Regions from separate parts of the Homo sapiens genome. Here region 2 is linked to region 1. The links are chromatin contacts, found by Hi-C or POLR2A ChIA-PET in ENCODE. All regions are on one chromosome and are shown on one strand. The core of a region is the stretch at or near the end of the contact, and the rest is flanking DNA. Distances in the headings are between cores, read along the strand shown.

The links. A loop is a pair of places that touch in the nucleus more often than their neighbours do. ChIA-PET counts read pairs that join two places held with the same protein, here RNA polymerase II (POLR2A). Pooled maps may share reads with other maps.
Region 2: a loop to region 1 is called in a pooled map, with 6 times the contacts of the local background. The contact joins the promoter of ATRX here to the promoter of CYSLTR1 in region 1. A Hi-C loop is called at or near these places in 5 of 37 single-sample maps with no recorded cell type and 10 of 50 pooled maps. POLR2A ChIA-PET finds 5 or more read pairs at or near these places in 1 of 52 experiments (activated CD4-positive, alpha-beta T cell).

Annotation. Positions count from the first base shown.
Region 1 is chrX:78,326,074-78,332,690 of GRCh38, forward strand. CYSLTR1 (cysteinyl leukotriene receptor 1) reads right to left here and starts at 1,538. Exons shown (of 3, transcript NM_006639.4): 1 at 1,232-1,538. RefSeq lists an enhancer at 1,710-1,759.
Region 2 is chrX:77,783,860-77,790,670 of GRCh38, forward strand. ATRX (ATRX chromatin remodeler) reads right to left here and starts at 2,357. Exons shown (of 35, transcript NM_000489.6): 1 at 2,123-2,357. The coding sequence starts at 2,142. RefSeq lists a silencer at 1,971-2,020 and enhancers at 2,121-2,230, 2,241-2,430.

The sequences.
Region 1 (6,617 bases), core at 288-2,787:
AGGAACCCTGATTGGCTGGTGTAGTCAATACTTAGGGGAACTGGGGAAAATTTTTTTATCATGGATGAATGTAAATATAGCACTTGAGGTTGTTTATGATGTAAAAACAGATAGCTTTTAGTTCTAATTGAGCCATTAATAGTAAAACAACAACAGAAAACATTTCTGAATGATTAAGACTTCTGTAATAAAGTTAAAATTGTCTTGTAACAAATTTTCCTAATGTATTTTAAATGTAATACAGTCCTTTGTATTTTATAATGCATTGTAAAAATATAAATATTTTTGTTTTTAAAACAGTGTACAATCTAGTCCAGATTTAGTTACAATTTCTTTTAAAATAATCATTTGTTAGACATATGGTATCATAGTTTCTCTCTAGGTTTCAAAATAATCAGAATACTGGAAAGCAGAACCACTGAATTCAGTAGGTGGAACTTACAAACCCATTTGTTTCCTCTTGAAAACAGCCTTTTTTGTCGCTAAGTAGAAAAATGTTCCTGGCTAAAGATTTTATTAAAATGTATGAATCTTTGGCTCTGTGTAAACTTAGTCTACACCAGATGTGTCTGAGTTACTAAATAGATCATGCAATTTTCTTCTATTCATTTATAGTTGAGAGAGCTTTATTTTTACAGTCTCTGGCCAGAACTGGCCATTTTCTAGTTGTACGGTGTGTTTCAAGAAAATTTTTTAGCCTCTCTGAGTCAATTTTCTCATTCATAAACATGGACAGTAACACCTACCTTGTCTAAATTATAGGATGTTGAAAGGTTCAGGTGGGATAACAAATGTGAAACTACCTTGTGAAAATTTTACTCTCCACTGGTTTACCTTCAGTAATTACTACATATTTATTTTCCATATTGAAGGAAAATGTCACTACATTAGAGAAACTCCACTGAACCCTCAAAATGGGGATTTGAAAATGTATCTTACATTTCTGGCTTAAATTACAAAGGCACAGGAGGTTTGCGGAGTGTGTCTCCTCTGTATTTTGCCACGTTGAGCCCTAGCAGAAGCACTGAGCAATATTTGTTGACAGACTGATCATATTATCAGATTTCTGGCTAAGAAATAAAGCAGAAAGAATTCATACTAGCACCCAAACTTAAAGCAGGCAAGGCAGATAACTTATCCCCAAACTCCTGGGAATTTGCTAAAATTTACCATCAGCAACATTTTACTACATACTGTTCTGGTCTTAGTACTGAATACTGAGTCTCCTTACCTGCTAACTTCAAGGTCCACAGTTTACTGTCCTTTTGCGTTTGTTCTCAGAAGCAAGCTCCAAGTCTTCAGTAAATTCGATCTACCAGTCCTTGCAATTAATCCTTGTTGGCGAGCTGCACAGTATCTTGATACCCTGTAGGGTCGTAAAAGCACAGTCCATTCACAGAGTGCCTGCTCTATAGGCAAGCTTCTTTGCAAAGATGGGTTGCTGCTATTTTTAAGAGGGGAGAGAGCAGGGCACATTTGCTAGCCAATATATACAGATATACAGATTCTTCTTCCTCTTTCAGATTAGCCTTCAAACTGTTAAAGCACTCCCGGAGTCTGACTTCTCTGGTGCAAAGTGGGGGAGGGGAAGGGTCAAAGAGGAAGGAAGAATAGAAACTGGAGACTTGCAGGTTGCGTGTATGTATAAATAAACTTTTCTTCCTAGCTTCAGGAATAGAATTCTCAGGAAATTATTCAGCTGCTCTAAGATGGGAAGCAGGGACGAGTGTTCTCTCTTCAGCTTAGTTCTCTGTGATTTCTGTGACTGTGAGGTCATTAGACTATTTGTAGGTGGGGAAAGATAATCCTGCCAGTATATGCTAATATAACTGGCATTATGTGAAACTTGATCTTAAGTAACATAAATTTCATCTCTCCGTTTCTCTCTCTCTCTCCTTAATGACACTTGTGGCTCTATCCACATTCTAAAAAGCCTTTTCCTTTCTGGTTCCTTTTTGAGCTTTGTTTCCTGAAATCTTCATAACAATAAATTGCCTCCATTGGATTAAAACTGTTGTTTTCTTTTTTTGTCCCACTGAAGATGATCTGGAATGACTGGGCTTGCTGTCAATGGTCCTGTGTTGGAAATTTGGGGGATCAGGCAAGTGTTCTTGGCCTTTGGCTAGGCTCTGAGGTGTTAGAGCTGTGGGGTGCTCAATATGGCTTCTGGAGAAAAGGGACATAGCAGTCTGGTATGTGCTGATTGAAGCCTGGGGCAGCACTTTGATGTTAAAAACCAAATTGGTAAGATCATGATGTGAATTTGTTACATCAATTATCTTGAGTTATATTAAGAAGATTCTATATGGAGATGGGCATAAATATGTTGATGTTAACACTTTGTAAACATGCCCCATAACTAACAACTAGTTTTAGGTACTTGTAAAATATGAGCCCAGCAGTAGCCTTCTGGCTTGCTACCTGCTGTAGGAACAAAGTCATTTACTCAAATTTTGTATCTTTAGGTACAAGAATTACCTCACAACCAACCTGGGACAATCGCTTTAAGGCCCTTGAATCTTTATCTCTTTTCACAGAGTTCTGGATTGTGGTGGTGATGGTGATAGTTGGAGGAAAAGGCTATCCAACCACATTTGAAGGGATGTTAACATTTGGATTCAAGACTAGACTTTCTAATCCTCTCCTAGGGAGTTTTAGTAACTAAACTGACATTCAAACTAGTATTTCTTCAACTGAGTTTGGATCCCCAAATATCTACAGGAAAATTTATAAGTGAGACACAGAGTGAATTATCACTTTTCCTCCAGTCTGAAATGTTACAGCCATTTTGAGCTACAGTGGAAGGGCAATTCATACTCAGGAAATGAAGAAAAGAGAAAGGAGCTAGATCCTTTGTGGGGATAAGAGAGATCAGATTGTTACTGTGTCTATGTAGAAAAGGAAGACACAAGAAATTCCATTTTGATCTGTACCAGGAAAAATTGTTTCTGCTTTGATACCATACCCCAGCACAACACCCGTAAAGGGTCTCTGCTGAGGAGGAGTAGTGAAAGAGGGAGGTCTCTTTGCAGTTGAGATAAGAGGAAGGCTTCTGTCTCCTGCTCCTCCCTGGGAATGGAATGTCTCCTGTAAAGCCAACCATTCCCATTCTTTCTATTCTGAGATAGGATAAAACCGCCCTGTGGCTAGAGGCGAGATATGCTGGCAGAAATACTGCTCTGTTACTCTTTGCTACACTGAGGTGTTTGTATAAAGTGAAACATAAATCTGGCCTACATGCACATCCAGGCACAGTACCTTTCCTTGAATTTATGCATGATACAGATCCTTTGCTCACGTTTTCCTGCTGACCTTCTCCCCACCTGTTGCTCTGCTACACTCCCCTTGCCAAGATAGTAAAAATAATGATCAATAAATACTGAGGGAACTCAGAGACCAGCGCTGGTGCAGGTCCTCACATGCTGAGGCTGCCGGTCCCCTGGGCCCACTGTTCTTTCTCTATACTTTGTCTCTGTGTCATTTCTTTTCTCAGTCTCTCGTACCACCTGATGAGAAATACCCACAGGCGTGGAGGGGCAGGCCCCCTTCAATCCTTGAGCTTCAAGTTGGCACCGAAATAGCTGTGGCAGAGAGGGTGTTTCCTGTGGTTCTTCTTTGTGCTCCCCTACCTGTTTCTTTCATTAGCTAATTTTCTGTTCTTGAGCAATGGGGAAGGCAGTGATTCACCCATTCCCAAATGGGTCTTTGCCTTGTACAGCTGGATCAATTTACACCACATTTGCTATAAATGACATCAGACTCCTTGTCTCCTTGCTTCATCTCTTTATCTTTTCTCTTCCCATCCATCCATCTTCATTACATATCTACTCTCACATTCTCTTTCACTTTAGGAAAGGTTGAAGTGCCCAGAATGATACCTGTCTGCTGCTGTCTCTCTACTCTTGCTCATTTTCCCAGACTCCTTCAGTTCTTACTTTCTTATTGAGGTAAGGAAGACCAAATAGGGAGTGGTGAGGGAGAGGGGGGATAACATGTAGTTGGATGGGAAATCTGTCTCAATGAAGTAAGACTTGGGTAGCAAGATAAAGAATTTTCAGTCACAACAGCGTTCACACGTAAGTGACAGGATTCATAGCTTATGTGGACTCAGAGCTGAAAGAGGTAATGAAAAATCATCATCTGGTTCAGACTTTATATTAAATTGAATTTGTGAGGGTATGACATGTCTGATTCATCATTGTGTCCTCAGCTGTTAGCTCATTGCCTTGTTTGGTTTGTTGAATAAATAAATCTAGTCCAACCCTTTCATATTATAGATGAAAAAGCAGGCTAGAAAGAGGCTCTCTCAAGATGCCATTATTTTACCACAAAATCAAAAATAGTAATTTTTCTTTCTCCAGGACTGAAATTTTTTCACAGCCAATACTAATTGCACTTTGGAAGGGTAAAGAGCATGACTATACTCAAAGCCCAGCTCTATACAGACATATATGCTTGTTAAATTAAGTTTAGCCTAAAGCTGTCTCCTGGAAATATTTTAAGTTCAGCCTAAAGATTTCTCTGTACATAGTGAACTAAAACCTAACTAGAAGTATAAACAGACTGTAACCTACTCTTGTACCAGTCATCAAGATTGACCAAACGAAGGTAACCACCTGTTCCAACTATGTTCAAATAAGGAAAATGCCAAGCTGTAACCAATCCAGCTGTTTCTGTATTTCACTTTGACTTGCTGTACATCACTTTCCTTTTTCTATCTATAAATCTTCAACCATACCTCAGCACTGGAGCCTCTCTGAACCTTTTCTGGTTTGGAAACTGCCTGATTCACAAATTGTTCTTTGCTCAATTAAACTCTGTTAACTTTAATTTGTCTAAGGATTTTCTTTTATCACATTCATTCACAGAGACTAGAATAGCCATGATTCAACTTTTAGTTCCAGCTTATAGAAACACGGAGACAATGAAAAAAATCAGGCTGGCTGTAGAAATATGGCTATTACAACTTTCCTTTTTCCTGCCCCAGGGCCTATTCCATGGGTATAAAACAACCCTGGATTGTCATTTTTAGTGAGGCAAGGGCCCTCTAACTGAGAGTGCTGGATGAGGTTGAATGAACCCTGTGAACAGAACAGCACAGACCACCTAGGAAGGATGGTACAGATCATCTAAATAATGTTACATTACTATGTACATTATTTTGTGCTGTCACCACTAGCCATGCACTAACCACTAGCCACACCTGGTTATTTAGATTTAACTGTAAATTAATAAAATAAATAAATAGTTCTGTATTTTAATTACACTAGCCACATTTCAGGCACTCAGTAGTATAGCCACATAGCCACATGTGAATGTGGCTACTGCATTGAACAGCACAAAGTTAGGACAGTTGTTAAAATTAATACCTAGCTTGGGGTAAAGAATATCAGTACAAGTTCATATAATTAAGTGCCAAAGCTGGGAAAAGAATACAGGCTTTTGGGCATCTATGAAGAGGAAGCAGATTTGTTTCTACCTCTACATATTTATTTATATTCAGTGTGGATCTCTGAGCATGGTTCAAGCACATTGAGTGTGTGTGACTCTATTTGTGGGCTTTAAAGTGTTTTGGGGGGCGTGGGATCTGGTTAGCATGGATGAGAGAGCTCCTTTACATAAATTTTTGCAGTTCTTGCCTTTCTCTCCTGACAAGACCAAAAGAGAAAATATTCATAAAGGTTCAATAAAAAAACAAACAAACAAAAAAAAACAAAAAAGTTATACAAATGAAAGGTGTCATGATTATGATGAGCTCCAGCTTTACTTCCTGCTGCTTAGTGTTTGCCCCTGAGTTCAGCTGGAGATGAGTATGGATGGGGAAGTGGGCTGGGTTGGAGGAAATTTTGGCAGCTGAGGTGACAGAGAGTCTGCGGGTGTGTGTGGTCAGGAAACCTGCTTCATGGTCTCCAAGCCTAGGAACTGGAGCCAGTTAGACTTGCTCTTACCTCAACTTTTGCTACAGGAGAGGAACAGTAATGGAGGAATTAGGCAAAGACCTTCAGTGAGAGCTAGGCCTTTCCTTAATTAGGGAGATTATCTACAATCACTTAAAAATGTGTCAAGTTTAGAAATAATGCATGTTCTCACTTATAAGTGGGAGCTAAACATTGAACACACATGGACATAAAGATAGGAACAATAGACACTGGGTACTACTTGAGGGGGGAGTTTGGGAGGGGACAAGGGTCAAAAAACTACCTATCAGGTGCTATGCTTACTACCTGGGTGACAAAATCATTTGTACACCAAGCCTCAGTAACACATAATTTACCCACGTAACAAACCTGTACATGTACCCCTGAACATAAATATAAAAGTAAAAATAAATAAAAATTCTGAAAAAATTCAGATTCATTAATGAGAATTGGCCCAAAGACTGACTGTCATAGGAGAGATCATCCACTATCGATGGGGAGAACTGGATGTGAAAAACATACCATGGATTATACAATGAGAAGATGCAGGTAATGGTGACTTTAACGCCCTGGGTTGGTGGGCATGGGAAGGATACAGAGAGGATGTCTAGATTATAGAGTCAACCCCCCCACTCTTACTCACCAGGCAGGTTTGGGAGACAGAGAGCCTGGGCCAAATTTCAGCTTGCCCTGCAAATC
Region 2 (6,811 bases), core at 1,107-3,606, 540 kb before region 1:
ATATATGCAGTTCTTTACTAGAGGTTTTTCATGTAGCTTAAGACTCTCCTAGCATTAAATATTTCAGTTATCTCACTACATAGTACACCTGGACACAAAAAATGTAACATTATAAACAGCTACAAAATCATAGACCTGCAACAAATCAGAGTAGGTAATATGAACTTCTTTCATTGTAACACTTGGGCTAAATTTAAATGGTCATAATCAGGTTAGACCTGGCAGCTGAAGGGGGCATTAATGCCTTGTGGTTAAGAACATAAGCTGTGAAGTCAAGATGGGGTTCAATTCCAGCTCCACCAATTACAAGCTGTATAACTTCGGTCAAGTTCTTGATCTATGTCTCACTTTCCTCCTCATCGGTAAAATGGGCAAAACCAAGTACTTACCTCACAGGTTTGAGAATTCATCAAGATTATAAAGAACGACAATAAGCACTCAACTTAGTTATGATTATTACTCTTATCATCAAGATCTACAAAAATCCAAGACTAGTAAGAAAAACTGACCCTTGTGTAAAATTAATTATTCTATTCAGAAATTCTATATACGTAATTTGTTCATTCTAAAGAAACTGAGAAGATCCGACTTCAAACTATAGTTTCAAATGTAGACTTTGTGAAACTTAGTAAAATCTAGAGGTCATAATTTAACTGTAAGGTACACCATCCATGCATATGAACATGAGTGCCTGGTAATTACAGGCCAACAAGTTATACTGGGTACCACTTACGTGCCTAATACCCCACAGATAAAGATTTGTTGTATTTGAGCCTACTGACAAATTCAGAAACCAAGGCCACAATCGTGTACACAACTAGAGATCTACAATCTAAGAACTGAAGCATATCTTTCCCCAAGGTAAAGAAAATATAATCTACTGCTTGTTCATGCAGAAATACAGACATACGTATCATAGGCTCATTGCCCAATTCTACATTCTAGCTAAATTGCTCTAAAAACATATGCCAATCTAAGAGTTACTCAAAGGCACATTTCGCCAACTTGAAATGCAATTCTGACCCATGCTCCTTGTAATTTTATTTTGCCACTGGACGCCAAGGATGCATCTCCGAGTAAAAAAATTACTTAATTCACATTGTGGGATGAAAATTCAAATGTCAAACTGAAACGCCAGCCAGCCACCTGGGTAAAAGTGTATACATTTCATATTGACTACCCAAATTTTCAGACCCGTCAAGAGGCAAATCAGAAGCACACAGAAAAACAGCTTCAACCTAATAAACGTGCTTGATTGGTTAAGAGGAGGCCTGCCAGGCATTTTCCCTTGCAATAAATCTTACTTCGCATCAGCCCACGTTAACCTGCCCTTCATCCTTCATGGAATAAATAAGTAAATAAAGATAGGGCCTAATTACTCCTCGAAATTTGCCCAGAAAGTGGGGAAACACTTGAGGTCCCATTAAGGCTGGACATCACAAAAAGTAGTATACTAGGGTCCTCTGGAAGCAAAACCCTGTGTTAAGTCCCCCCTCGCCTAGAAATAAACCCAAGGATATCCTTCAGGATATGGAGTAGAAAAGATACCTAAATACCTGGAACTGCACCACAACCCAATCAAAAAAAGGCTTGTCTCCTGGGGCTGCAGAAAAAAAATCCCGCAGGGCCCGGGTGCTTCCCATCTCCAGCAACCTAAACGCCTCTAAGTCGTCCTGGGATCTCACATCCTCGCGCCCGCCCACCCCTCCCCCTCTTCTCACCCTCCCCCCGCTTCTTCCCCACGCAGTTTCTAGGCCCAAAGATTAGCAAAAATGACCGGGATACCAAAGACCGCCTCCGACTTCGAGGTCTCAATCCCACAGGCACCAAAGAATAAACAGAGGAGCCCGACCAAGCGTCACCGTTTAGGGGAGATTGCAAGAAGCGCCCCATACCCTAGGCCGCGCCCCCCCCACCTCCCCCCACCCCATCCCCACCCCCACCCCCGTCGGAGCCTTGCGCCGATACCCCGAAACCCTTCTCACCTAAAGAGAAAACGATGCCTCTTTCGGCTAAGCAACACACAGGCCTAACCCACCAAGCGAACGCCTTCCCAAACACCCGACTCAGACGGTGCCTGGGCCCAGACCGCTGGGGCCCATGAGACGGGGTTGCGTTTTACCTCATGGGCTCAGCGGTCATGTTTTCGCTTGAACGCCTTGTCGGCTTCTGTGATTGCTGGGCGCCGATCTGCGCTCCCCCGCGCCCGGTTACGATAGAAATGCACTGGAGTCTTAGTCGTCACTGTAGCTGCTGCTGGAACCTCCCCACAGCTCAAAGGCCGCTACCACTGCCACCGCCGCAGGAGCCGCGGAAACAAAGCGACACCGCTGCCGCCGCCATTTTGTTGGGCCGAGGCTCAGGCAGGAGAATTGGCGCGTCCTCCCTCTTTCTCTTTCCGTCAGCCATTGGCTACCTCCTCCAAAGCACAGAGTCTTATTGGCTACGGAAATTCACCTTCTTTGGGGGCCTGTTGCTAAGGCGGTCGACGTCATTTGATCCCCTCCACCTTTTCGCAGGGGGTCCAATTTAGTCCCAATTGACCTGAAAGTGCTAGTGACATAGTTTGACTTTATTTTGAAAATGCTCTTTTGGTCCAACCTCTTTTTTCTTTGACATATTAACGAAGTAATAACAGCAACCTACATTTATTGAGAGTTTACTATATGCTCGGCACTACACTAATCCTTTATCCGGGTTATCTCATTTAATCTTTACACTCTCTGAGGTAGACAAACCTACATTTTCCAGATGAGGAAACCAAGACACAAAGTCCCACAGTAGTGGAGCCGAGATTCACCAGACACTCTTAACCACTAATCTGTATGGCCATCCTATGTAAGTATTTTCTTTCCTATATGCTAGGCTATCATCAAGTTATTTGCTTTCCTAGATGTTTTATACATAATATTTGGCACACCAACATGCTTGGAAATGTATATGTGTATAATATACTTATATATATGTATATGTGTGCAGACGACATAAGACCAACTTGAACGCTGCATAAAATTCTTTCCATATTGAATAAAGTGTCTCTTAGAATACACACACACACACACACACACACACACACACACACACACACACGGGCCATTTCCCCAATTTGATGTGATGTTTAGCTCACAAACCAATCAATTTAGATCTGCTTCCTTCTCATTACAGAGGAAGCTTGGCTGGATGATCTGTAAATGCCTTTCCCGCTTTTATGATCTATAATTTGATTTTACATTGGTAATCTCTGCTAATCACAAACAAGTCCTCTAAAATCTAATCGCTTCGAAATTTATTTCCAAATTTATTCTGCCATGCATGCTTTAGTTCATTCTATTTATTTTTCTTGAAATATGCAAGAGCTCCTGTCGGGGTTAGGTGACAGGGTTGCTGCTTTCTACTGGGATAGCAAGAGGGGAGCCTTTTTTGAATGAAACACTTTGAAAATCTGATAGGCTCAGGCAACTTTTTTTTTTTTTTTTTCTGAGACAGGGTCTAGCTCTGTCACCCAGGCTGGAGTGCAGTGGCGTGACGCAGTTCACTGCAGCCTCGACCTCCTAGGCTCAAGCAATCCTCCCACCTCAGCCTCTCAAGCAGCTGGGACTGCAGGCGCGTGCCATCAAGCCCAGCTAATTATGTATTTATGTATTGGTATAGATGAGGTAGGTCTGTCTGTTGCCCAGGCTGGTCTCAAACATCTAAGCTCAAGCCATCCTCCAACCTCGACCTCCCAAAGTGCTGGAGTTACAGGGGTGAGCCACCGCGCCTGGCCTCAGGCAACTTTTTAATCAACAGACGCCTGTACACATTGCAATTATATCTTTCAAATGTTTGAGTTCAGTTGGCAATTATAGAAACCAGACCTCTGTACCTGCTATACTGATTTTGTCTTGTACACATTAAATATCATTTCAACATACAATTTACAGGAGTCATTTTTTTCTCCTTGGTAAATGCAGTGAATTTGAATGATGTACTCCATCACAAGGCAGCACAGAAATGTGCTTGCTGTTCAACTGACTTCACTATGAGAAAAATAGTAAATAGTCAACATGTTACCAGGTTATTGGCGTTTCGAACAAGGAATTGGACAAAATGCACAAAGCAAGGAAAGAATGAAGCAACAAAAGCAGAGACACGTTGAAAATGAAAGTACACTCCACAAGACTGCAGGAGCTGCCAGAGCACAGGGGCTCAAGACCCCCATTACAGAATTTTCTGGGATTTAAATACTCTCTAGAGGTTTTCCATTGGTTACTTGGTGTACACCCTATGTAAATAAAGTAGTGGCCCGCAATCAGAGGCTAAAGTGAAGTTACAAGGGTCACACCCTATGCAAGCATCTAATTGGTTGTGGACAGCAACCAATCAGAGGCTAAAGTGAAGTTACAAAGTTACACTGCTATACAAACATCTGCTTTCTGCAACCAATCAGAGATACTTTCAGTTTTCCATCTGCCAAGCGGAAAAGGAAGAGGATTTGCAAAGGGAGTAGTCTTTTTGTTACTTAGGTGTGGAAAGTTGGGGTTTTCCTTTTGATTCAGTTCTAGGAAGTCAACTTTACTCAGCCTTAGGTTCCCTGCCTCCAAACCCTATTCTCCTGCCTCACATTATTTTTAAATGAATTGAAATTATTAAGGTAGAAACTAGCTGTTGCTGAGAGACTTCTCAACACTAAACAGCTTTAAATGACAAGTCTCACAAAAGAAACTTAATAATAAAACTATAATCACAATTTGTTTTTGTTTTGTTTTGTTTTGTTTTGTTTTTGAGATGGAGTCTCGCTCTTGTAGCCCAGGCTGCAGGCTGGAGCGCAGTGGCATGATCTCGGCTCACTGCAACCACTACCTCCCAGGTTCAAGCGATTTTCCTGCCTCAGCCTCCCTAGTAGCTGGGATTACAGGCACCCACCACCACGACTAACTAATTTTCATATTTTTAGTAGAGACGGGGTTTCACCATGTTAGCCAAGCTGGTCTTGAACTCCTGACCTCAGGTAATCCACCCGCCTCGGCCTGCAAAAGTGCTGGGATTACAGCCATGAGCCACCATGCCAAGCAATCATAGATTTTTTAAATTTTAATTTTGTTTTGAGACAGGGCCTCACTTGGCCTCCCAGGCTGGAGCATAATGGCGTGATCATGGGTCACTGCAGCCTCGACCTCCCAAGCTCAAGTGATCCTCCCACCTCAGCCTCCCAAGTAGCTACAACTGCAGGCCTAAGCCACCACAGCCCGGCTAATTTTATCTTTTTGTTTTATTTTTTTAGAGAGTAGGTCTCGATGTTGCCCAGGCTCATGTCTCAAAGTCCAGAGCTCAAACTATCCTCCCACCATAACCTCCCAAAGTGCTTGAATTACAGGCGTGAGCCACCATGCCCAGCAATAATCACAGCATTTTCAAAATGAACAACATTTGTGAATATTGTTGTGAATAACAACTTGTGAATACATTGTGAATAACAACTCACTATATTTGTGAAGCATAAGAGAATACCTGAGCCGAACATGGTGGCTCATGCCTGTAATCTCTTAACTTTGGAAGGCCAAGAAGGGAAGATGGGTTAAATTCAGTAGTTCAAGACCAAACTGGGAAAAATAGTGAGGCTCCCTCTCTAAAAAAAATTTTTTTTTTACTTAAAAAAAAAAGAAAAAGAGGCCAGGCGCGGTGGCTCATGCCTGTAATCCCAGCACTTTGGGTGGCCGAGGCAGGTGGATCACCTGAGGTCAGGAGTTCAAGACCAGCCTGGCCAACATGGTGAAACCCCATCTCTACTAAAAATATAAAAAATTAGCCGGGTGTGGTGGTGGGTGCCTGTAATCCCAGCTACTGGGGAGGCTGAGGCAGGAGAATTGGTTGAACCCAGGAGGCGGAGGTTGCAGTGAACCGAGATTGCACCACTGCACTCCAGCCTGGGCAACAAGAGCAAGACTCCATCTCTCCATCTCAAAAAAAAAAGAAAGAAAGAAAAAGAATTCCTTTGTTAGTAAAGGATGGCCGACAAAGTTTTACTGATATACATATAGGTGTATCGCTTTCAGTGATGATTATCAACGGGTTCCCATCAACTATTTTAGAAGAAGTTTACTGGTACACATCTTCACATTTTTCTTCAAATTGCCACAGAAGGCAACCTAGACCTTTCTCTGACTCTTGACCATAAATGCGTAACTTGTGAATGTGCTTATTTGTTTTGGAAGGGAATAAGAGATACAGTACCTGAAAGAGAGCAAATCAGCTGAGAAAATAGTTACTCCATAATTTTTAATATACAGCTTTGGCTGGGCTCAGTGGCTCAAGCCTGTAATCCCAGCACTTTGGGAGGCCAAAGTGAGTGGATCACTTGAGCTCAGGAGTTCAAGATCAGCCTGGCCAACATGGTGAAAGCCTGTCTCTACCAAAAATACACACACAAAAAAATTAGCTGGGCGTAGTGGTGTGTGCCTGTAATCCCAGCTACTTGGGAGGCTGAGGAGGGAGCATCGCTTGAGCCCAGGAGACAGAGGTTGCAGTGACTTGAGATTATGCCACTGCACTCCAGCCTGGGCAACAGAGTGAGACTCCATCTGAAAATAAATAAATAAATAAGCAAACAAACAGCTTCAAAACCCCTATTTTATGTCAGAATCATAATTCTTGAGCAATATTTATGAAATTTTAAAATACATATATTATTTAACCCAGCAATTTAACTTCTAGGAATTTATCCAACAGATATACTTTACAGGGACAAAATGAGATGTACACAAGATTATTCACTGCGGCATCATTTGTAACATCAAAACACTGGATAGCTGGGCACAGTGGTGTGGGCCTG